Linked DNA regions of Mus musculus: regions 2 and 3 are each linked to region 1. The links are chromatin loops, found by intact Hi-C in ENCODE. Cell type or tissue: heart. All regions are shown on one strand.

Region 1 (8,000 bases):
TCGTCAGTTCTGTATCTGGGGTGACTATATATATGTTTTGTTCATGTCTCCACACCCTTCCTTAAGTCATTTCTTACCAGGTATTTTATCACAGCAATAAGAAAAATAATTAATATAGTTAATGTCTTGCCACTGTGAGCCTAAGAACCTCCAGGCTAGTGTAGACTGTGTACACAGTAGTGCCTGCTCACAAGCTGCCTGACTCTGTTCCTGTATCTGCCATTGATAAAGTGCACTCACTGTGTGTCTTCTCGAGGACCTGTGGCCAGCTCAGAAATACATCACCCCATCCTCTCACTTCCACTGTCCCACTTACTCCCTTTCCTCAGGCTCTTATCGCCCCCATAGAGCCGTGATGATCTATCTCCTCTTTTCTGTCTCTCTGGGAAATGTGTGTGAAGTTAGCATTACAACCCTTAAATTTTAAATTTTGAAGCTGAAACAGCTGGCTGATCCTGGGATCCGTGCCATGTCCTTGCTGCCAGGGAGGTGGGAAAATCAACATCTGTCTCCCTTGTGATACTGGGGTAAGAGGCGGAGTCTCTTCTATAGAATGAACTCTGAAGAGAAAGCATTTGGATTCTGAATGCAAGGTGACATGTGACCTTGCTTAGCCCTTATAGCCCCCTTCCTACCCATGAATTCCTCCACATGGGTGGCTACCCTCTGTGCAGCCAGTCTCAGGGATTCTGTCCGTGTTAGCATTTGTTTCTGATACATTTGTTTCCTGTTTACCCTATTAGGCCAGATGCCCCAGGTTGACTTGCCCTTCCTATCCTCCCAGTCCCTGACAGAGTTCAATTCTCCTGTGTATTTCTGTCCACAGGTCAACAGGCAGTTCTCACACTTGTCCGTCATTAACATTCCAGTTCTTTGCTGCCTCCAAAGTTGAAGAAACTAGTTTCCAATACAAACAGTGAACACTGGCTACCCTACGTCATTCAGACGTAGGTAGGATGTGATGCTATGCAACAGTCAGGTAATGGGGCTTCCAGCCTTTTAATGCAGTGTCTGGGGAAAGTCTTAGGCTGGCCTCAAAGAGGACTATAACTGGATAGAGTTTTGTAGCATTTTCTGCTGACTATGTGCACAATGTATAAATTGTTGGGTAACATCTTTTATGAAAGCAGAAATGATAATGCTTCCTGCAGCACCCCCCTCCCCCACTGCCCACATTAGGCAGTTCTCACTCAAACATTGGGGGATCCCCATGGCATCTGGTCTCTCCCCAATCTGGAGGTCCAGTACAGCTACGTAGGTTTTTATGATGTAAGAGAAAACCATTCTATTTACTGTCACAACTTTTCTGACCAGTCAGAGTGAAGGGTCTTGTGTTTAAAAACTCAGTTTAGTCAGTCAGTTTCCTTGCAAATGCGAGTGAAGGGTACTGGAGAATGGACAAGTCTGTTTGTACGCAGACGCTGTAAGATCTAATGGCAGGTCTGTCTATCGCTCACAAATGCCCAGATAAATGGTGGGAAAGCTAATTATCTTGACATGATGGTTCTATGCTGTGTGTGTCAAAAGATCATGCTTTAATCCCAGCACTCGGGAGGCAGAGGCAGGCGGATTTCTGAGTTCGAGGCCAGCCTGGTCTAAAGAGTGAGTTCCAGGACAGCCAGGGCTACACAGAGAAACCAAAAAACAAACAAACAAACAACCCCCCCCCCAAAAAAAAACAACAAAAATAAGCAAAAAAAAAAAAACCATGGATATGTAGAACTATGCTTTCAAGTTTGTATTAGATGTATGCATGTGCCTGTGTGCCTGTGTGTGCCCGTGTGCCCGTGTGCCCGTGTGCCCGTGTGCCCGTGTGTGTGTGTGTGTGTGTGTGTGTGTGTGTGTTTTGGAGGGGGATGTGTGCACATGAGTTCAGGAACCCTCAGAGGCCCAAGACATTGAATTCCCTTGAAGCTGGAGTTCCAGGCAGCTGTGAGCCACCTGTCATGGGTGCTGAGAACTGAGCTCAGGTCCTATACAAGAGCAGTAGGGCTCTTAACTGCTGAGCCATTTCTCCAGCCTTGGAGTTCTTATATATTAATTAAAAAACAAAACAAGAAAAACAAACAAACATGCCCAGATCTCTCACATCATGGGGCCTAGATTGCAGCATAGAAAGGGAAAAGGAAAGGTCTTCAGTGCATCAGGAGTCTCTGCTTTCCTTGGATGAGTCACATCTCGGAGGTGACTCTGTTGCCCAGCTGAGTACCTCTGACCATGTCGAAGGAACAGACCTCTAATTCCTTAGCTCAATCTACCTCCAACCCAGTGCCTCTTGGACGCTGTGATAATCTCTGTAAACATCACGACTCCGCCTGAAATGAAGACCACCTATTGTGTATAGAAGCTCAGCTCAGTTTGGTTCTGTGGGGCCCAGCTTCACCATGATGGAACTGTACTAACCTTCACCTTTGCAAAAACAGTTGGTGCACTGATACAGTTTTTATAAAATCAATTCAATCTGGCTGGTACCTGAGACAGCAGGGTATCTACATTGCCAATAATTGCTTTTTCTGAGTCATTAGGGTTCAGTCTTAAAGGCCCTGACCACACATTTATCAACTATTTAACGTCCAATTGATGGAAATTAAGTCCCAGGCTAAGCAGTACTATGTATATTACTGAGAGGAGAATTAACATAGACTTTTCAGCCTGGAGAAGGTGGAAGGTAAACAACAAGGCCTCCTAAAAGTACAAACTGATGGTTATAAAAGAGATATAATGTCAAAAAGAGCATGGTGCTTTCTTTTCATTTGGGGTTGGATGTGCAGGATTAGAAAAAGAGACCAAAAAGAAGGAGTTACAACTGTTGTCAGGATCAAGTGATGTGTATTCCTGTGGAAATAGACAAACACCCTCAACAGCTGTGAAGATCGGGGCAACAGAAAGTAAAAAAACGGTTACCACGAGAGGGAACTAGAAAGCCAAGAAGTATTTAGAATATGAGGAAGGGCCTTCCGTGCTATTTTTGGAATTTCAGCCTCAAATGCACCAACAACGGACATGGAATATTTTCATGCTAGATATGGCAATCCTTAGATAAGTGCAGTTGTCCAGTGGAAAGTTTTGGCAGCCATCACTGGTCACCCCGGCATACTCCGGAAGCTAGGAAGAAAGAACGCACAGCATGTCACGAAGTGAGGACAGGGTGAGGGGTGGAGATAGGGTGGATAATGAGTACCCGAGTACAGAAGGGAGAGAGAATTCTAGTGTCCTATTGCGTAGTGGGGTAAATGTAGGACAGCTTTAAAGTAGCTAGAAAAGGGGGCTTTGGATGACGACAGCACAGAGAAATAATAAGTGTTCAAAGTGATAGAAATATGATTATGCCTGTCATTGTAGCTTGAATGCATGCATCAAAATATCACATATATATCTCTCATACATGTAGATTTGTTATATTTCAATAAAATATAAGCAAGCAAATGAAGAAATCGCAAGTATATAAAACCAGAACCAGTCATTAGTAGAACCTAGTGATTTAAGTGTGGTCCAAGTGAAGGAGGAAGGAATGTGAACATGTAGCATTCTGGGTAAGGGAAAAGAGGACTTTTTTTTTTTTTTTAAATAGCATTTTACTTGGGAAACAGAAAGTGCAGGGATAGAGGCAAGTCAAATTACATTCCAATATGCTGTGCATGCCTTCTGCCTAAGGAATCCGTGGCAAACACTTTACCAAAGCTGGAGAGCCCGAGCAGGATCTGGTCTAGCATCACTTCCCACTGCATGCTGGGTAACATACTCTATATCTATCACTAACTCTAGTAAGGTCTCTCGGGTCAGTGTTTTGGTAAGGAGCTCTTTATTCCAGGGCCTGACTGCCTGGAAACTCAGCTCTCATAATGTATAACTCCAAATTCCAACAGCATCCCTCAGAGGATCCTAGTAAGGTCAGTTGTAGGATACAGACCATTAGAATTCATCTGATCTCACCATGGCAAATGTGGCTAAGTGACACTAGTCCACAATGGAGTCCATAGCCACCTCCAGGGGCATACTCCCACACAGTGCTGAAGAATAGCCAAGCTTGACAACAGTGCTTAGGAAATGAGGGGAGGGGCTGTGGCATCCCACCAGAGAAATAGTAGCTCGGGCTGGGACGTTAAAGTCAGATCCTTCTGTTTTGTTTCTCAAGCGGGGAGATCAAAAAGGAAATAAAAACCAAAACCTGAAATCTCTAAGTCCTGCCTTGTTAAAGATGTGTGTGTTTGTGTGTGTGTGTGTGTGTGTGTGTGTGTGTGTGTGTGTGAAGTTAAATATTTTCTATCATGGGACAAAAAAAAATGTTCAGACTTAAAACCTGCAGAGTCATGGCTATCTCTTTTATCCTACAGTCTCCGGGGGTTGATTTAGACTTTCTCAACTACAGAGATAAAAATGTTCCAGCAGGGGTCTCTCTCTGCACATGGTACCAAGCATGCCTGACATCTGCATTCTCTCCATCTCTCTTATCCTCAGTGCCATGTAAATGGATGCCTGAGTAAAAGACGTCAACCTTCTTCTCTTATAGAATTAGAAAGCCACAGGAAAGATAGAGTGCAACATCACACTCACGATCCAGCTGATAAGCATGTTTGTTCAGTGTGTGCTACTCATCTAGTAAAATGCTTAGAATCCACACTTTTCCGTCTTTACACAGTGAGTTTAACACCTGTCTTGACTTCTAAACACGATTCTTTAATTTCCTTTGTTTACTTCCTTTATTTACCTGGGATACTGGATATTCTGGCAGATGGGTATGTATTTCATTAACTATTATTATTATTATCATTATCATTATTATTATGAGACAGAGTCTTACTATAAAGATCAAGCTGACCTTGAACTGTAGATTGTCTTGTCTCTACCTACAAGTGCTAGGACAATAGGCATGAAGCAATATGCCTGGATATTTTTTATTTTATGTTATACTATTTTATTTTATTTTATTTCATCTTGAGATAGGGTCTAATGTAGCTCAATATGGCCATTTAGGTGAGGATGACCCTAACTCCCAATTCTCCTTCATAAATACTGGGATTACTGGAATGTATCACCACGCCCAGCTTCTTTCATAGACTTTAATATGTGTTTTCCAACTGCTTCAGCTACTTTTCTATTGCTGTGATCCAACACCATGACAAATGCAACTTTAAAAAGAAAGTATTTAATTTGGCTTAAGGTTTCGGAGAATTAGAGTCTATGGCAGTGGAACAAAGGAACAACTGAGAGCTACTGTCTTGAATGACAACAATAACAAGGATGGGGTAGATCATGCGTTCTGGTACCGGTGGGAGTCCTTTTGATATCTCAAAGTCCCCAGTGACATACTTTCTCCAACCACGTCACACCTCATAATCCTTCCCAAGCAGCCCCGCCAACCTTGGACCACATATTCCAATATATGAGCCTATAAAATATAGGCAATATAGCCTATAAAATATAGGGCCATTCTTATTCAAACCACCACCTAGCCAACTAATGCTTAGTGTGTGTGTGTGTGTGTGTGTGTGTGTGTGTGAGCATTAAACAGGCAGAGTTGGAACCTTGGTGTACTATCCAACAGAAGCCTTGCCTTGTTTGAAGTGAAGGTTAGGCATCAAGAACCTTTGCACTGGTTTTTGTTTATGAGCTTGAAGAAAGAGGAGTAGTGATTGATGGGTGTTCACGCTCCTGAGAGGGATCCTGAAGGGGGATGGATGACCTATAATTCTGGTGGTCACAGTGGGCAGAACCTCGGGGCTAAAACCATGTTTGCCTTCCTCTTTATTCTTGCTGTCAACTGGTTTACTCAACCTCTAAAGACCAAAGATCAAGGTCATCTCTAGCTATGTAGTAAGTATAAGGTCATCCCCTTAGAATGCTATCAACTAAAATGTACTGCCCAGGTGAAACAGACATCACTTACAAATTAAACGATGTTTGTACTGGCTAGTTTTGTGTCAACTTGACACAGCTGGAGTTATCACAGAGAAAGGAGCTTCAGTTGAGGAAATGTCTCCATGAGATCCAGCTGTAAGGCATTTTCTCAGTTAAAGGGGAAAGGCCCCTTGTGGGTGGGACCACCTCTGGGCTGGTAGTCTTGGGTTCTATAAGAGAGCAGGCTGAGCAAGCCAGGGAAGGCAAGCCAGTAAAGAACATCCCTCCATGGCCTCTGCATCAGCTCCTGCTTTCTGACCTGCTTGAGTTCCAGTCCTGACTTCTTTTGGTGATGAACAGCAGTATGGAAGTGTAAGCCGAATAAACCCTTTCCTCCTCAACTTGCTTCTTGGTCATGATGTTTGTGCAGGAATAGAAACCCTGACTAAGACAATGTTAAAGTTGGAAAGCGGACTGACTGACTCTATTGCCTCCCTTTGGATCCCTTTCCTCCTAGCCAGACTGCCTTCTCTGGCCTCGGTGGGAGAAGAAGTGCTTAGTCCTATTGTGACTTCATGAGCCAGGAAGGATTGGTACCCATGGGGACTTTTCCTTCACAAAGGAGAAGTGGAGTTGTGGTAATGGTGAGAAGGAGGTGTGAAGGTGTAGAACTGGGAGGAAAGGAGGGAGATAGGGTTGCAATAGTGATGTAAAGTTAATAATTAATAAATTAGTAAATTAAGGGGAAAAGAAATAAAAAAACAAATGTTCTGTTAAAATTCCTAAAACCATACTTCTGCAAGTACCCGGACTGCTGGTTTGATTTCTGTACTTTCATCTCAAGCTTTTGTTATTCTTTTGCTTTGCTTCTTTATGATATCCACCATTATGTATCTCCTTTTCTGCTTCCATTTTTCAGTCTTTATTCTGTTATGTTTGAAGCATCATTTAATTCTAGAAAACAATTAAACATCTTACTGGCCCCTTTTGATTTCATATATATATCATATATATGTATTCCATATATATATGATTATATATATATATATATAGTCCCTTCACTAAAAGTTAATATTGGGCCATAAAAACTTCAATCCTGATTGATAATAGAACACAGAAAATATTAAGTGAAAATGCTTTATTCCAAGTGACATTGCCACTTACTCTTTAAGAGTATTAAAGAATTACCTTAATTCCCTCATGGTGGAAAAAAAGGCCATTAAGCTTCTGTAATGAAGGAAATATATATTTATAATGGAGCAAATGGCACTGTGCCTTTGTCTGAAGCAATCTCGATGTCCAATAAAGAAAAGCCATATTCAAATGTGGTGCCTCTGAACACCAGATATTATAAGAATTCCTAGTCAGCAGGATGTCTTGCCAAAAGCACTCCACAAATTGATTTAGGCTGTCTCACTAAATTGTGGCTCATTCAAAATCTTCCTCCAGTATGAAAATCAGCACCTGGTCAATTCCAGTCCAGACCTTGGCATCCAGTCATGTCTCCCCCGGGGTTCTGCATTGCATGCAGAGCATGCGCACTGCTTCTGGGAGCATGCCCACTGCTGGGGCTCATGTGCTCCCTCCTGCCTCCCGCTTTCCTGTGTGAGCCATAGCTTCACCCTCTGTTTGGTTACTGTTTTCTTTCTCCATTGCTTGTTCAGTTTCTATATAATCATTCCTTTTTGCTCTGACCCTTTATTTCTGCCTCCACCTATTTTTTCCCTGGGTAACCCTCTTTGATACCAATTGACAGTCTAAGTTTGTTTTTTTTTTTTTTTTTTACTTTCCAGAGGTTTCTGTTGCCATAGTGATGTTTCATGATTATCATGCCCATGACAACTTCCCGTGGCACTCTGGTTGCTATAACAATACCAATCAGTAGAGAAATCTGTGGGAACTTGTGACAAAGATGCTAGTTCACACCTCTGTGAGAGGCAGTTTGCTGGGAGACGCTTCATATTTAATAGTTGTTCATAGCACACACACACACACAAAAGAGAGTGCACAAATAAGGGCAACTCATTTTTCCTGGATTAAAACATTATGATACTAAGGCTTGTGTTTCACATCTTGAAAAGAATTCCTCCCTTTGTCTAGGCTTTTGTCTGGTCTTTCTTCCTACTTAAAAATCTTTGATAGAAATATAATCTATAATTTAA
Region 2 (8,000 bases), 840 kb after region 1:
GGATGAAATAACTGCAGAAGCTAGATGAAGGCAGCAGATTAACTCTAAGAACTGGAGTTAGAAATAATTGTTACCTGCTATGTGGATGCTGGGAACCTAACCTGACATCATCCAGAACTTTTCCCCTATTCATTCATTCATTCATTCATTCATTCATTCATTCACTCATTTTATATCCCAATTTCTGCCCCCTCCCATCCCCTCCCACACAGTTCCTCCCTCCATCCCCTCCTCCTCTTTTTCTCAGAGAGGTGGAGGCCCTCCTAGGTATTCCCCCCTACCCTGGCACATCAAGTCTCTCCAAAATTAGGTGCATCCTCTCCCACTGAAGCCAGACAAGGCAGCTCAGCTACAGTAATGGATTCCAGTGACAGGCAACAGCTTTAGGAACAACCCCTGCTCCTCTTGTTGGGGGATCCACATGCTCTTATCCAGCCAGAAATGTCATGGCTGTCCCATTGGCAGACCATGCATTTGCTTATGGGTATGAATAGAATCTTAGTGTATCCTCTCTATCATCTGCAGAGATTCACCTGTCTGCACGAGGTCCAAACAAAACTGAGAATCTTCCCATTGGATATGGAATTTCTGGTCATTCTTCTATCAAGATATATGTATCTGAAATTGTCACCAGTTCCTCAGGATAGGTGGTAACAGTCATTATTACACTCTCTACAGAAGGCAAGGTAGGATACAGGGCTACTTAACAATGTGATGTATTCATTCCTTATTTCCCTAGTTTTTTCTATTTTTAAAAGAAGCAAGCCTTGAAGTTTAAAATGTAAAGACCTCACTTCTCAAAAGGGAAAATCTGTGTTCTGTGCAGATTTGGAATTGTGCCTCTGTGGTTTCTTGCTGATTACAAAACCCCAAGAAGGTATAGTCTCATCTGAAGCCTGGGTCATCCTTTCTAAAGTAATATATGTGGTGTCTCATTTTATAACTGAATGAATTAAAGACGAATTAAAAGAACTTTAATTATTATGTAAAAGTTTTTCAACAATCAAACTCTAGACGTGAAAGAAGATGAGCCTGTATTCCCAGAGGAAGGAAAGCATTATGATGAGCTGCTGAATGGTATGACTCCATCTTCTCTGAGGCCGACTGCAGACTTTCATGATCTCCAGTGCTATTAAGTGTACTTTAAAAAGGAGTACTCATTTCTTTATTGGCGAAGAGTTACTCATCTGTGTGGTAAACATACTGTTTTCTTTTTTTTTCTTTTCTTTTTTTTTCTCTAGTTAGTTCTATTTTCATTGAGGCAAAACTGTTGGCAGCTCGTTAGTGAACCATTTAGTTCCGCCAGGTGCACTGACAGTTATCATGCAGTTGTTTGCAGCCTGTGCTCCAATTACTCTTATTTTTCCCTGCGATTTGGGGAAATATAGAGTATAAATATTAAACATAAATTAAATCTCAGTATTTTCTGTGATTCTTTTTTTCTCCCTAGGTTCAATGATTAGCCCCATTTAGATCTAGCACCTGGGGAAGAGGCTCATCATTATACCATGATAAACATAACCGGAAACCTTATTTTATTAGTCCTGCCTGTCTTTAAGCACTCCATTACTTTGCATTTATTAAAAGTAATCTTCACTAATTTATACCTTTCTAAGGGACTTTAAGCTTTTAATATGCTGCTCTTCTAATTGGCTATTTGCCAGAGTATAAGGGAAGAAAACAAACATTCACACACTTGATGTCTTCAGTATTAATTTTCCTGTGGAAAACTGAGGATTCTGGGGGCAGTATTCACATTTATGTTAACAAATTGCACTGCCACAATGGAGGATGTTTGTAGAAGTCACGATTCTCCCAGATCAAAGATAAAGGACTTTATTTTTTATAGTAGATGCCGTTAGCTTCATGTCCTATGATGGGTACACAAGTCCAAAACTATGTGCAGGTAAGTAATATGAAATGCTGTCTCTGGGCATGCTTTTGTATATGCAAACTCACAGAAGCTTTAATTACCTATGCAAGAGCAGCTCCCAAGGCCCCAACCCTAACTGAAGAGATATTGGAGGTTGAATACTACTATGGGAGAGAGAGTCAGGTTTCTTCAGGAGTATAGCCACTGGTATGTTCCCAAAACCCCAGTGATAACTTAGCACTTATGAGCATATTAGAAGCACTGATTAGGTTAAGTAAGCTAACATAAATTAATAAGAACATGAATTTAAGAGAGAGATGGAACAGGGGCTCACAGGAAGGGTTGAGAGAAAGAGTGGGGAACAAATATTCTAATCTTTTACAAACTAGCATTTCATTCAGATTTAGTTTGGTGAAACATAGTAGGAAAACACATTTTATCAAGATAACTATTTTAGATGTAACATAGATTATACATAGGGTCAAAATCCAGACGAAGTAGACTCTGGTATACAAAATTAAAGGCCACAAGACCTGATAACCTAAACGCTGTGAAAATTGGTTTTAGAGTCTACATTTGGCCAGTGAGAGCTGGCTGGCCTAGTTTGCTTGTGAGATTCGAACTCAGGTCCTGAGTTAGAAAAGTAATTATGCTCCACAAACTCACAATAGGTTGCCTCATTCATTCATGCAGCTCCATGTCCTTTCCACAACTTCCAATATTTGCAAACCAGAAACATTCCCTGCTTTCCATCGTGAAACTTTCCTAGTAGGCTACCTGCCTCATGTCTCTCTGTCAAACACTTGTGGTGGTAATGACTCTGCTGTAGCAACTGTTACATGCCTTTTGTTTTGACGTTAGCATAGCCCTACAGTATTCATGCTTAACAAACATAAGAATCAGAACTTGTATATTTGTAGCTCAATAGATGTATGCTCTGGAAATCAAAGGACAAAGAACCAGCTAATTTTCATGGTCTAATGTTGAGCATCTAAGTGCATTTTTGACATACTCCGAGTGTTTCAATATTAATGATGAAAGTAAGAATTTAAGTTTTCTCAAATTATGAATTCAATCCCTAGATACTTATAAAATGTCATCAAGCTAAGAGTGTTCCCTATACCGAGAGTTTTAAAAAATCCCTATACAATATGAATATTTAAAAATCTATTAAAAGTTGCATGACTTTTTATGACCTCAGTGTTCATGGAATAGTTTCTATGAGATAATCTCCTTCATTGTTACTCTCTCATGCAAAAGAAGAAGTAATTTTGGAAGCAGCGCTGGCCCTATCAACACTAGTGACATTCTGCAAGGAGTGGAAGATCACATCTAAAGCTGAAAGGCAGGAGGCAGTAAAATTTTAAGGGACACACTTGCTGTAAAAGCTGAAGCAACATGACACAGATATTGCCACTCTTTCTAATTTTGACTGTGCCTGATAGACACTAGATTTCCCAACAATTTTTGCTTAGTATATGAGTGAGCTTAGTCTTAGATGGAGTATTTTGAAGCCCCAGATTGACCTTATAACAATGTATAGTGAAATGGAAAGAAGAAAGGAGTTACAGAGACAAAGTTTGGAGCTGAGATGAAAGGATGGTCCATGTAGAGACTGCCATATCCAGGGATCCTCCCCATAATCAGCATCCAAACTCTGACACCATTGCATACACTAGCAAGATTTTATCGAAAGGACCCAGATGTAGCTGTCTCTTGTGAGACTATGCCGGGGCCTAGCAAACACAGAAGTGGATGCTCACAGTCAGCTAATGGATGGATCACAGGGCTCCCAATGGAGGAGCTAGAGAAAGTACCCAAGGAGCTAAAGGGATCTGCAACCCTATAGGCGGAACAACATAATGAACTAACCAGTATCCCGGAGCTCTTGACTCTAGCTGCATATGTATCAAAAGATGGCCTAGTCGGCCATCACTGGAAAGAGAGGCCCATTGGACACGCAAACTTTATATGCCCCAGTACAGGGGAACGCCAGGGCCAAAAAGGGGGAGTGGGTGGGTAGGGGAGTGGGGGTGGGTGGGTATGGGGGACTTTTGGTATAGCATTGGAAATGTAAATGAGCTAAATACCTAATAAAAATGGAAAAAAAAAGAAGAAGAAAGCACACAGGGGCAATTAGCAGTCTCCTGATTACTGTACAGAATGCTGCAGATGGTTTGTGGCATCAAAATGGTAAACTTTCTGAAGCACAAACGGACAGATCCCAAATGTGTCTCTATTTTACCTGCACAGGTTTATTCCCAAATGAAACATTTCCATGAAAAATAAAAATCATATTGGACCTGTGGGATCAATAAGACTGATATAATCTGTCTAAAAGGGAGAGGATGGAGAACATTTCCTCTGATTCAGAAGTCTTCGTGAACAGAAAGAAGTCTCTGGGTAAAATGCATTTACAGAACCTGACCTATACTATACCTTCTGTCTACAATGGTCCCCTTCACAATTGGCTTTTAGGCAACTCATTTATTGTGAAATAAAACATTACATTTTAAAAATTCTTCATTGTTAAAAATGTCTGTCTGATAAGTAGGCAAAGTGTTTAAACCTGTGATACCTCCCCCATATTAGCATCTTATGGATGAATATAAGAATTTTTAAATGTTTTGAAAATTCTAACAGGCTTCATTTATATTATCAATTAGTTGTTGGATAAACATGCTTAGTTATCAAGACCAAACTGTGAGACCCTCTTTTAAAGTCTCTCAGCATCCAAACTGTCTTCTTTAGAGCACCAGCTTTTACAGTCATTCTTCAAAAAGACAATGTTATAACAGGACCTCTCTAGAATGAACTAATTAATTCATAACTTAATGGGACTGTCATCACTCCATGGGAACATTCTGCTGAGTATGTATATATTAGCATTTTAAGTGTAAGCCCATTCAAATATTCCACATTTATATGTTAAACTACATCATCTGTTCCATATTTAGGCAATTAACCTTTTACATTTGCATCAAGAAATGGTTCTTCAAATTATGCATCATTTTTACTTGTTTCTGTATTTTTTCTTTCTTCAATTTATCACTCTGGTCACTATCTTCTGCCACCTAGAGGATGAATTATGCCTTCTGGTTTATGTGCTGTGGCACCACAAACTGGTAACCAACATCTTTAACTTCCTCTAAGTCATTTGTCAAAAGCCAAAAAGATAATATCGTGCTGCATTTGACAGCAACTAAGCAGTTCTAACCAGGTCCTTCCTCAGCTCTAATTTAAAGGCTGATGTAGAAGACTAATCTAATCCCAACGGTTTAAAACAATCTCAGGATTAGAAGGACCCCTTCTCGTGATGCAGTCAACTTCCTACGTATCAGTTTGTACATAAGATATGGGCATTAACCTCATAGTCATGAGGAAGTGGTTGTTGTAGACAGCAGGAGAGAATACAGGTGGGGCAATTCTGTATTTAATCAAGGTTCCAAAAATAATGAAGCCAGAATGAGGTAGCTGGCAAAAACAATTAAACATAGTTAATTCATGCCAAACTATATTTTGTGTTTTTTTTTTTTTTGGTTCATTTCAAACAGGTAATGTGATCAAGAACAAAACACATTTTCCCTTGAACCACTAGATGTATGCTTTATTTTATTTTATTTATTTTATTAGTTATTTTTTATTTACATTTCAAATATTATCCATTCCTAGTTTCCTTTCTGAAAATCCCCTATCCCATCCCCCCCACCCCTGCTCCCCAGCCCACTCACTCCCATTTCCAGTCCTGGCATTCCCCTATCCTGTGGCATAGAACCTTCACAGACCGAGGGCCTCTCCTCCCATTGATGACCAACTAGGCCATCCTCTGCTATATACACATCTAGAGCCACAAGTCCTGCCATGGGTTTCCATTGTTTGGTGGTTTAGTTCCAAGAAGCTCTGGGGTTACTAATTAGTTCATATTTTTGTTCCTCCTATGGTTTTTAAGACTCCTTCAGCTCCTTGGGTACTTCCTCTAGCTCCTTCATTGGGGACCTTGTGCTCCATCCAATGGATGCCTGTGAGCATCCACTTCTGTATATGCCAGGCACTGACAGAGGCCCTCAGGAGACAGCTATATCAGGCTCCTGTGGGCAGGCTCTTGTTGGCATCTGCCATACTGTCTGAGTTTGGTGGTTGTTTATGCGATGGATCCCCAAGTGGGGCAGTCTCTGGATGGTCGTTCCTTTAGTGTCAGCTCTGAACTTTGTCTCTGTAACTTCTTCCGTGGATATTTTTCCACCTTCTAAGAAGGATTCTGAGCTTCTGGGCTAATATTCACTTATCAGTGAGTGCATATCTAGTGAATTCTTTTGTGATTGGGTTACCTCACTCAAGATGATATCCTCCAGATCCATCGATTTGTCTAAGAATTTCATGAAGTCATTGTTTTTAATAGCTGAGTAGTACTCCATTGTGTAAATGTACCATATTTTCTGCATCCATTCCTCTGTTGAGGGACATCTGGGTTCTTCCCGGCTTCTGGCTATTATAAATAAGGCTTCTCTGAACATAGTGGAGCATGTGTCCTTACTACAAGTTGGAGCAACTTCTGGGTATATGCCCAGGAGAGGTATTGCTGGATCTTCCAGTAGTACTATGTCCAATTTTCTGAGGAACCGCCAAACTGATTTCCAGAGTGGTTGTACCAGCTTGCAGTCCCACCAGCAATGAAGGAGTGTTCTTCTTTCTCCACATCCTCGCCAGTATCTGCTGTCACCTCAGTTATTGATCTTCGCCATTGTGACTGGTGTCAGATGGAATCTCAGGGTTGTTTTGATTTTCATTTCCCTGTTGATTAAGGATGTTGAACATTATTTTAGGTGGTTCTCAGTCATTTGGTATCCCTCAGTTGAGAATTGTTGTTTAGTTCTGTACCCCATTTTTAATAGAGTTATTTGGTTTACTGGGGTCTACCTTCTTGAGTTCTTTGTATATATTGGATATTAGCCCTCTATTGGATTTAGGATTGGTAAAGATCTTTTACCAATCTGTTGGTTGCCTTTCTGTCTTATTTACAGTGTCCTTTGCCTTACAGAAGCTTTGCAATTTTATATGTTTTCTTGTTTGTTTGTTTGGTAGCTGGGCTTATAGGAAATATATGCAAATTCTGACATTGGAAGTCTGCATTAGGTCATCAAGTATAACAAGAATTTTTAATGTCCTAAGAAAGTAAAGAAGGACCCAAGTAGTGCAAGAGGATGTCAGCCTGTAACTCTTCCTTCAGCAAAGTGATTTTTAACTTCTTGCTTTGTGAAAAAGACGTTATCTTGTTTGTAAAGGGTCTTAGTGCAAGACATGATTAAGAGTGAAAAGTAGAAGAAGGAGGAGGAGGAGGAGGAGGAGGAGGAGGAGGAGGAGGAGGAGGAGGAGGAGGAGAAGAAGAAGAAGAAGAAGAAGAAGAAGAAGAAGAAGAAGAAGAAGAAGAAGAAGAAGAAGAAGAAGAAGAAGAAGAAGAAGAAGAAGAAAAAGAAGTGTGTGTGTGTGTGTGTGTGTGAATTTTAAGTTAAACTGTTTTCTAGGTATTGTCCTGAGAAGCCTTCCTTTGATTTTCTAGTGGTAAATGTTTCTATTGGAATCATTCTGGAGTATTATTCCAACTATTCTTGATCACTAACTTTCAGTGTCTTTTTTTACCTTTGCTTTTAATAACTCTCTGAAATTTGCTTGTCCCAGGAGCCAGTGCCCTCAAGTTCTCTCCTGACTTTGCCTTTTGAAATGGTGACTCCTTAAGAAACCTTAAAAAAAAAAAAAAAAAAACCTCCAAATTCTGCCCCTAGTTTGACTTTACAATTTTCTTATAAATAGAAGATTTCATTAACCTACAATTTATATTCTAAACCAGTACTGTTATTCTTTAAAATACTTGATATTTGTTGAACTAATGCCAAATGATCTTTCCATCCCCTTTATTTCATATTTTAATGCACGCATAGTATAATTATCCATTTCAGTTAATCCTCTATATTTCAACAAATGCATTGTTAACATTTTTATGCTGTATGTCTACTGCCACAATGAAAATACCATCCTTTTAAAAATCCAGAATAAATTTTTAGAAATAGAAAAGCTGCCTAAAAATTATTTATGCTTCTAAAATCATTGACAGCTAAAATGGCAATAAACA
Region 3 (8,000 bases), 140 kb after region 1:
TCTGACATGGTATTAGTCATCAGGTGTTTGGAATAATTGCTTAATTGGTATTGCTAAAATTCTAAATTTCCCTTCAGTCCAATTCTGTGGCTGCCAGAATTCAGGCAACCTTCTGCTTAGAAGCCCTTGATTAAATGTTATCACCACCCATGGCATCTTAGGTAACTATGGGTGGTTCCAATTTGTTGCTCCTGGCTTAGCTCTCCTTTAAGACTCTAGGAAACTATGTATGGTTGGGTTTTTTCTCACCCTTCTCTTTGATCAGGAGAAAACAGCCTTCAGTGTCCCTTTGGATATTCTATGCTTCCTATCTTCGAAGGCATATCTCACATTCAACCACCTTCATAAAATCTGTACAAGAACTCATCAGAAGCATTGGTTCCTCTACTGTCTCAATGTATTTTAGCACATCTTGGGTACATTAAAATTGCATTGTGTTTCTAGTTGCTTCTGCCCTATTGTTATTCTCAAGAAATTGTGTATTATATATATTTTCATTTTATAAAAATAAAACATATATACAGACTCTCACAAAACATTTTTGTGTGTTTGTAGAGGGAAAGAAGAAGACATATACTGTTCTTTATATTTTCCTATATTGCTCAGCAAATATTTAAAGTGGAGTAGATAGTAAACTCAGTCACGGTTCTACATCTATGGAATTGCACTTGATTGAAGGATCAACCTGGTTCCTGAAATGTAAAGTGGAAAGCAAAAATGGGCTGAAATTTTAAATTGAAATTTTCAGAAGTTATTAGTTTAGAGTAAATAATGGAGAATACCCAAGCCTAAAAGTAGTTGTAATAATGATACCGTGTTCAATATAACAGGGAGTATGGAAGAATTTGGGCTGGAAAAATGGGTAGGAAGCAGTTTGATTATTCAATAATTCTCAGTGTATGTGCTTCAGTTCAGAGAAAGCTACTGACTCATCTGGTGTAATTTAAGCACCAGGATCATTTCAGGAATGATGGGTGGAGCATTTGTGCAAGGGGAGAGAAAATAGGATACAGCATGTGTATCCTGTTCTGTAAGTGCCATCCATCCATGGTCCTGACTCATAGGTGGTACTTTCTTTCCAACAGTATTTTTGTATACAGATACACACACACACACACACACACACACACACACACACACACAGATGAGAGGAGAATTTGATCTTATACTCTACTTCTTAAATATGATCAAGGTTTAGAAAGTACAAGCACTTAAATTATTATTAAAAATTATCGTTAAAAATGATAAAAGTTAAAAAGTATTATTTGTGTTGGGGGTAGATATGAGCATGTGTGTGTGTGTGTGTGTGTGTGTGTGTGTGTGTGTGTGTGTGAATATGGGCCTGTGTACTGGGGCAATGAATGTGTGGAGGCGAGAGAACAACTGTCAGGAGTTGAGTCTTTCCTTTCCCTGTGGGTCCCAGGTATTGAACTCAGGATGTTAAGCTTGTGCAGTGTGCAGTTCTGCTAGCTGAGCCATCTCTCCAGCATCCCTATTCATGTTTTCCTTAAAATGCACACAAGAATTTCAACAGTAACCATCTTTTGACCATCTATACCTTACCTATTTTTCTCTTGCTTTATTCTGGAGAAATTCATGTATATTATGCGTGTCTCTAAATGATGAGGATTTTTTTTCTTAAAACATAACCATAAATAATTATCCAATGTGAATAGAATTGACAATTTTCTTTTTAAAATAAAATCCAGCCAGCATATAAGCCTTCAGTTGTCTTATAAATCTTATACCAATTTGCATTTACTGGAATTTTGTTTACATAGACTTACTCTTTTAAAAGCAGATCACATAACATGAATGGTGTGAGAGTCCGCCTGCTTTAGTTTGTGGATGCTATCTATGTTCTTTTCTTATTTCCTTGGGCTTCTTGCTGAAGAAGCCATGGCATCTGCTCTGTATTGCCCTATACTAAATCCTTCGTTAACCTAAATTCAAATAAAGCCTCAGGGACTACAGCTACTTGTAACTTAACACAGGAAGAAAAGGCAATAGAATTTATGGAAAGATAGACTGAGCAAGAGCTGTACAGTTTGAAGGGTAGGTAGTCTTTGCATATGGAAATTCCTTTGGCATTAAACATATATTTATTTATATGCTCATGAAATTTCCAAGACAAGTGCATGAGCTGTTTCAGAAATTAATTTTTAAGAAGTCCCCAGCACTTGGGTGACATAATATATAGGATGTCAAGTCTTTGGGGGCCACTAGGAGAGTAAATTCAAGGCCATGGGCTGAAGGTAAACATACTACACTTTATTAATGATAAATTTCAAGTTTCAATAACAAGTGAATAACTCAGTAAAATATAATACATCTAAAATGCTAAAAAATAAAAGACACAAGTTACTGTTGCAATATAGGGAACAAGAGAGGAACAGAGAGCTCTTTGTAGCTCCTGGGAGATCTGGAGGAGGAGATGAGGACCCACTGGCCTTAGAAAGCTGAAGAAGCTGTGTCCTTAGAGGGCCATCTTTCCTAGGCAAAGCTTTCTTTTAAGTTGCTCCTCCATGTTCACTTCTCTGAGCTCTCCTTTTGGCCTCCTGCTGTTTAATGCCCCCATGGTGAAGCCCCTGGTAAAGCCCCCATGGCAAAGCCCCAATGGCTTCAAAGACCCATACTTGTTTGTTGTTCTTGTTCTAGGCATCATTTCATCTCAGACTCTGCTGCCCGCTGCCGTCTCTGTGGGTCTGTGCTTTCAACCACACTCCTCAGAGACTTAAGTGTACCCCCACCCCCTACTCCACCCCGTGGCCTTCCTTGAAGAACAAGATCCCTCTGTCTGGTGTAGTCACTGTGTTTATTATTGTTTATTTATTCATTGCTCTCTGTTTCCACTCTTTGCCTAGGTGGTACCATCAGTTACCCAGCCTCCAAATCCATGAGTTATCTTTTCCTCTCTTCTCAGCACCTACTGGCCCCGGCTCCTGTGGATGTCATAAAGGGCTCCAAATGTCCCTTACCTGCCCGGTCTCCTCAGCTTCTCCTCTACCTGGAGTGACTCTAGTACTTTATCAGCAATTCCTCCTGCCTCTGATTTCTTCCTTTACACTAACTTCCACACTGCAACCCCAGTGGCTCTTGTTATTGGTTAACTTCTTTGTTTGCTCGAGACTCACTCCCGATACGATACGTAGGGTGGACTGTGGTTGATCTCTTAATCCTTCTCCAGCCTTCTACCTGCTGAGATTTCAGTCATAAACTGTGCCTCTCCGATGTACACTGAGAGTTTTGAAAAAAAAAAAAAAAACCATTTAAACTATCTACTTTGCCTTGCTTTTAATGAAAGCAAACACAAAGCAAAACAAATTTAAAAACAACAAACAAAAAACCAAAAAAGATAAAATGAAACAAAAAAACCCACGTTCCTTTTACCTGTGGAATAAGAACCTGAATTGGTTAAAATGCCTGGGCAGGTTTGGCAGGAGCTGTCTTGTTCTTCCACTGGCTCGTTTCTCACCAGGCTTCTCCCGTGGGGGCTTCAGACGCGAGGTCCCACAAACAAATTATTGCCTCTCATTCGTCTGTGCCCTTTCTTCTGCTGTTCCTCCTCCTTGAAATATTGACACCTTCTGTCTCCCTTCTCCCACCCTTTACAATTCTACTGCCCTTCGAGGCAAAACTAAAGGTCATCTCATTAACGGGTCCCCAGGATGATGGAGCTGTTCACCTGCAGCTTCCACGGAGTTCCGTATGCCCTTGCCAGCCCAGGAAGTACACTGTTCATCCTCTGGCTGCTTCTACACTATGCGTCCTCTTTTACATCGGGGGTCCTTTTCCTCTGATGAGCACAGGGCTGGGCCGGGGATGCAGTGAGCACGTGCATATTGTGATGTAGCTGAAATTATGCCTTGCTACAACAGTGTTCAAAGCAGTGCTAAGGCATCCCTTCTGAAGATTACCTTGCTAAAATATATGTAACATGAAATTGCTGCCAGAAGCAGCCAGCTGGGAAGCAGATTCATTGTTAGCAAGTGGCTGCAGTAAACACGCAAGGAGCAGGTCCCCTTAGGGCTGCTGTGTGGGAAGAGAGAGAGGTATCTTTTCATTCTGTGGGAGGCAAAGCTACCATTTTCTGATTAAGAAAAAAAAAGAAGACGACAGGCTAGCTAGCCCTCATCATCTGTAAGGCATCATTTTGCTTTCTGCCTGTTTTCTCTTCTCTCATGTGGAACAGATAAATGAAGCTTTGGGGACCCGTACTGGGAGGAAATGATGCAGCAGCTGGAATGAGGGAGTCACAAAAAACATTCTTTGACCTTAATACTCAGGACTCCCAATGACAAGAGCCTTTTCAAGAACTTCTGTATTGAAAGGTTATGAAGTCTAACTCCAGAGTCTGCGGTCTGTACCCCTGTACTTTGTCCCTTCTAAATGTTTGCTTGCTCTTAGCATCACCTTGGAGGCTGGGGATAGAACCTTGAGATTTTGTACATGGTTTAGGATTTTAAATACTGACTTTCTCTTTTCGTGTGAAACAGTAGAGATCTTCAGATAGCTGATGCCGTCAGTCACTCAGGCGGCTTTGCTTCCAGCTGCTAAAAATAGAAACAAAATATAAGCAGAGCATTCATTCACCAAGATTCACTTTACTTTCATGAGTGACTACATCCCGTGATAGGGACTGTAAGCCGGGCAGTAGTGGCACACGCCTTTAATCCCAGCATTTGGGAGGCAGAGGCTGGCAGATTTCTGAGTTCGAGGCCAGCCTGGTCTACAGAGTGAGTTCTAGGACAGCCAGAGTTACACAGAGAAACCCTGTCTCTAAAAACCAAACATGGTGGTGACTGAGCTTAGCTGATTGACAACCTTCCTTCTGCTACTCCACTGCCCCTTTGTGGCTGTGGACAAATTATGTGGCCTTGGACTTGGTCTCTCCACAGGCAAAACGGGAAATGCAATGATATTTACTTTGTAGAAAGTTGTGAATTAAAGTCATTTTTAAATTGCTAAGAGCACTGCCTAGAATATAGACAAGCATTGAGTGCTTATTAAAATATATGCGATATTCCTCAAGGAGCCCCGTGTCTGAGTCACGTGGTTGAATTTTAGTAGAAAATAAGGGTTGAGAACTCTAGCCTTGTCATTTTTTAATTTTTTAATTTTTTGAAGCATTGTTATCTATTTTCTTGTTTGATACTTAATACTCTGATGGTGTTGCATTCAGAATGGAACCCGAGAAAACTCACTTGAGAGGTGGAAGCTTAGAAATGAAGTTTGTTTTCTGAGCCCTCAGGGAGCCTGCCAGTTGGGATGTGAATTATGTCCCCAGTGGGAGATTATACAACATTTTTATAAGATGAGAACACAAAGCAAGGGGGATCATCATGGGCTATTGCGTTGAGCAATCATATTTTGAAAAAAGGAGTTATACAAGGAGGTTAGCACTGGTGACTGGGCCTTATCTGGTCACCTGGTTTCAGGGTCCTCAGGTCAGCTTTTGCAGCCAGCTTCCCTCTGGACTCTGACCTGGAATTTAGAATGATAAGGGAACAAAGTCGTGGGACAAGCTGTAGGTAGCCAGTTAGGTCAAGACAGGGAGCATTTATGACTTTTGAGCCTTAATGTAGATAATGGATAACAGCATCTTCCCTCTTCACATTCTTCACTGGTTAACAGACAAACAGGAAACACTCAAGAAAGCAGGATAGGAGTTGAATTCCGGGGCCTGGGAGCATGAACTCAGTTTTGGCCCTGCCAGCAAGATGGAACTTGCTCCAGAGATGGCTGGACTCAGGAACTGTCCTAACAAGGGAAAGGAGTGGAAAATGCAGCCACTGAGATCTGAATCAAGCATCGTGATGATCATGGACGAGCCCTCTGAAGCTGCAAGCAAGCTCTCAGTTAACTTCCTTTCTTAATTTTCCTTGGTCATGGTGTCTTGTCAAGGAAACAGAACAATAGCTTAATGAGCATCCTAAGCAGAATAAATATGCATCTGAAAAATTCAGGTATACACTGAGAAAAATGGGGGAGTGTTGATGTCATCGGATTTTTGAAGAGCAAAGGACAATGTGACATTGATGGTACATGACATTCATTCCAGCGAATGAAACTTAGGGGCTTTAAAAAGTTGTTGAGATTTACATTTGTGATTAGCATACTATTAAATTTTGTTGGTTTTTGAGAAACTGATTTTATTATTGTTCTTTGGATATTGAAATTTACACAGTTATACACAGATGTATGTATATAATTTTATTCTTGGCTCTGCTTTTCTAAACATTACTGCTGAATACTGAGACACACTGAGAAGTAGGTAAGGATTTTTGGTTTGAGCAACAGACTGCAGCTATCCAAGAGGTCAAGATGAGACAGATCCTATGGCTACCATAGTCCTGTCGCTTTTCTGGCTTGTCTTGTAGGTTATTTGATAGTCTCTAGCTGGTCTTCTAGACTTTAACCCCATTTAATTGGATTCTGTATCATTCTGAGGTGAAACTAAAAATCCAAAAGCTTTCTTGGTTTTTGGTACATGGAGCACCTATAGTGGCCTTTGACTATCTTGCCCCTAACCTATTTCTCTAAGCCCAGGAAACACAGCAGTATCAAACCCCAGACACTTGTGTTTGGGGATGAAATAGTTCTGAGAATGAACACAGTCCTAAGAATTTGGTCTATAAAGTGAGATCTAGCCATTAATTTGGACCCTAGGATTCAAGTTATCAAATAAAATAAACAAAACATATGTAATAAAAAACATGTTTCTTGTTTGTTTTGTTCCATTGATAAATTTTTCAATAAGACTGTACACTAATTTTACTTCAATGGCATACTTTCCATGTAAAATTCCCAATGCAAGCCTATTAGTGAAGTGTCCCAAATTTAATTTAAAATATTATCACCTGAGCCAAAAATGCTAGGTACTTGTTATTTCAGCTCTCTGGATACCAAGGCAGGAGAATCTAGAGTTTGAGTTACCTTGTCTCAAAACCAAACCAAAATAAACCAACCAACAACCAACCAACAACCAACCAAGGACACAACCATGCCTTCTTTTTTCTACTATACTACAAATTATAGTAGAAACTTAATTTTTTTTTGTAGGAATGTAAATTCCCAACTCAACCAACATAACAACTTATTTACTTCAGTAACAGTATCATGGTGTTGAGATTAGAAAAAAAGAAAAAAGGACATTAATGCAAAAAACAAAACTGCTAGTTTAGCATGCAACTGGTTCTGTGGGTTTCTTCTTGTTTTCAAACTGTGTTCCTGTGAGGATTTGCAAGTGACTCTGTTCTAGAAACTACAGCCTTTGTGTGGCTGAGTAACTGCTTAGTGGTGGAATTTGCTTAGAGTGTTTCCATTAGCTTTCAGTTTGAGAGTTCATAAGAGAGCAATCTTTCAACTGTTAGCTTTTCTTGGTGGTGATCATCAATTGCCAAAAGAAAAATCTGCTTTTTCAGAGATTAAAGTAAAAAGCAAGTAACACAGTCCTCAAAATTCTTCATACTACCTATAAAAACCATCATCCCTAATAATGCCATGGATTATAACTATAACTATGTATAATTATAACTATATATGCGTGTATGTGTGTGTGTATAATCCTATATATCAATACCATTGTAATACCACCAGAACCTCAATATTTTATAAATTTCATTACATGTACTTGATAATGAGTTAAATCTTCTTTCCATCTTTGCAGCTTTTGCATTTATTTTGATATCTTTTCTAATTACAAACTATTTTTAAAATTATATAGCATTTTCTTAAGAATGTCAGCATCTAATCAAGTCTGTTTGGGAGGCTGAGGCAGGACCATTACAAGTCCTGCCTGATTCTCACAGTGAGTTTATAATGTAAATGATATTGTCAAACGGTCATCCCCAGCACTTTTTGAGAGTGTACTGTAAGACCAAGATGAGTCCCCTTATTTCAAACCCAATCATTTTTATATCAGTGTCTTCCAAGAAGAGTCTCTCTGTCTTGGGGCACGAGACCCCCTGACTCTTTCAGTGCGGGGAGAAACAAGCACC

Evidence for each region. Peaks named below come from ENCODE experiments on the same cell type or tissue, not always from the same donor. Only the 100,000 strongest peaks of a DNase experiment are listed, where the experiment ranks them.
Region 2: it touches region 1 in a loop (2.8-fold over the local background); 3 of 42 quality-filtered maps call a loop at or near these places.
Region 3: it touches region 1 in a loop (3-fold over the local background); 2 of 42 quality-filtered maps call a loop at or near these places.

What each region holds. Positions count from the first base shown.
Region 1 is chr9:94,610,478-94,618,477 of GRCm38, reverse strand. No RefSeq gene overlaps it. Among named protein-coding and RNA genes, the nearest start is that of Gm39404, 30 kb to the right of the region's middle. In heart, a CTCF peak has its summit at 4,399; no DNase peak of the experiment used is centred here; H3K27ac peaks cover 2,395 bases.
Region 2 is chr9:93,774,969-93,782,968 of GRCm38, reverse strand. No RefSeq gene overlaps it. Among named protein-coding and RNA genes, the nearest start is that of Gm39401, 200 kb to the left of the region's middle. In heart, a CTCF peak has its summit at 4,949 (motif pointing left); no DNase peak of the experiment used is centred here.
Region 3 is chr9:94,469,158-94,477,157 of GRCm38, reverse strand. It overlaps Gm46148 (a long non-coding RNA gene), which reads left to right and starts at 3,922. Exons shown (of 3, transcript XR_001779353.1): 1 at 3,922-4,052; 2 at 4,193-4,359; 3 at 5,635-6,072. It overlaps Gm31957 (predicted gene, 31957), which reads right to left and starts at 3,798. Exons shown (of 4, transcript NR_168505.1): 1 at 3,391-3,798; 2 at 2,979-3,237. In heart, no CTCF peak of the experiment used is centred here; no DNase peak of the experiment used is centred here.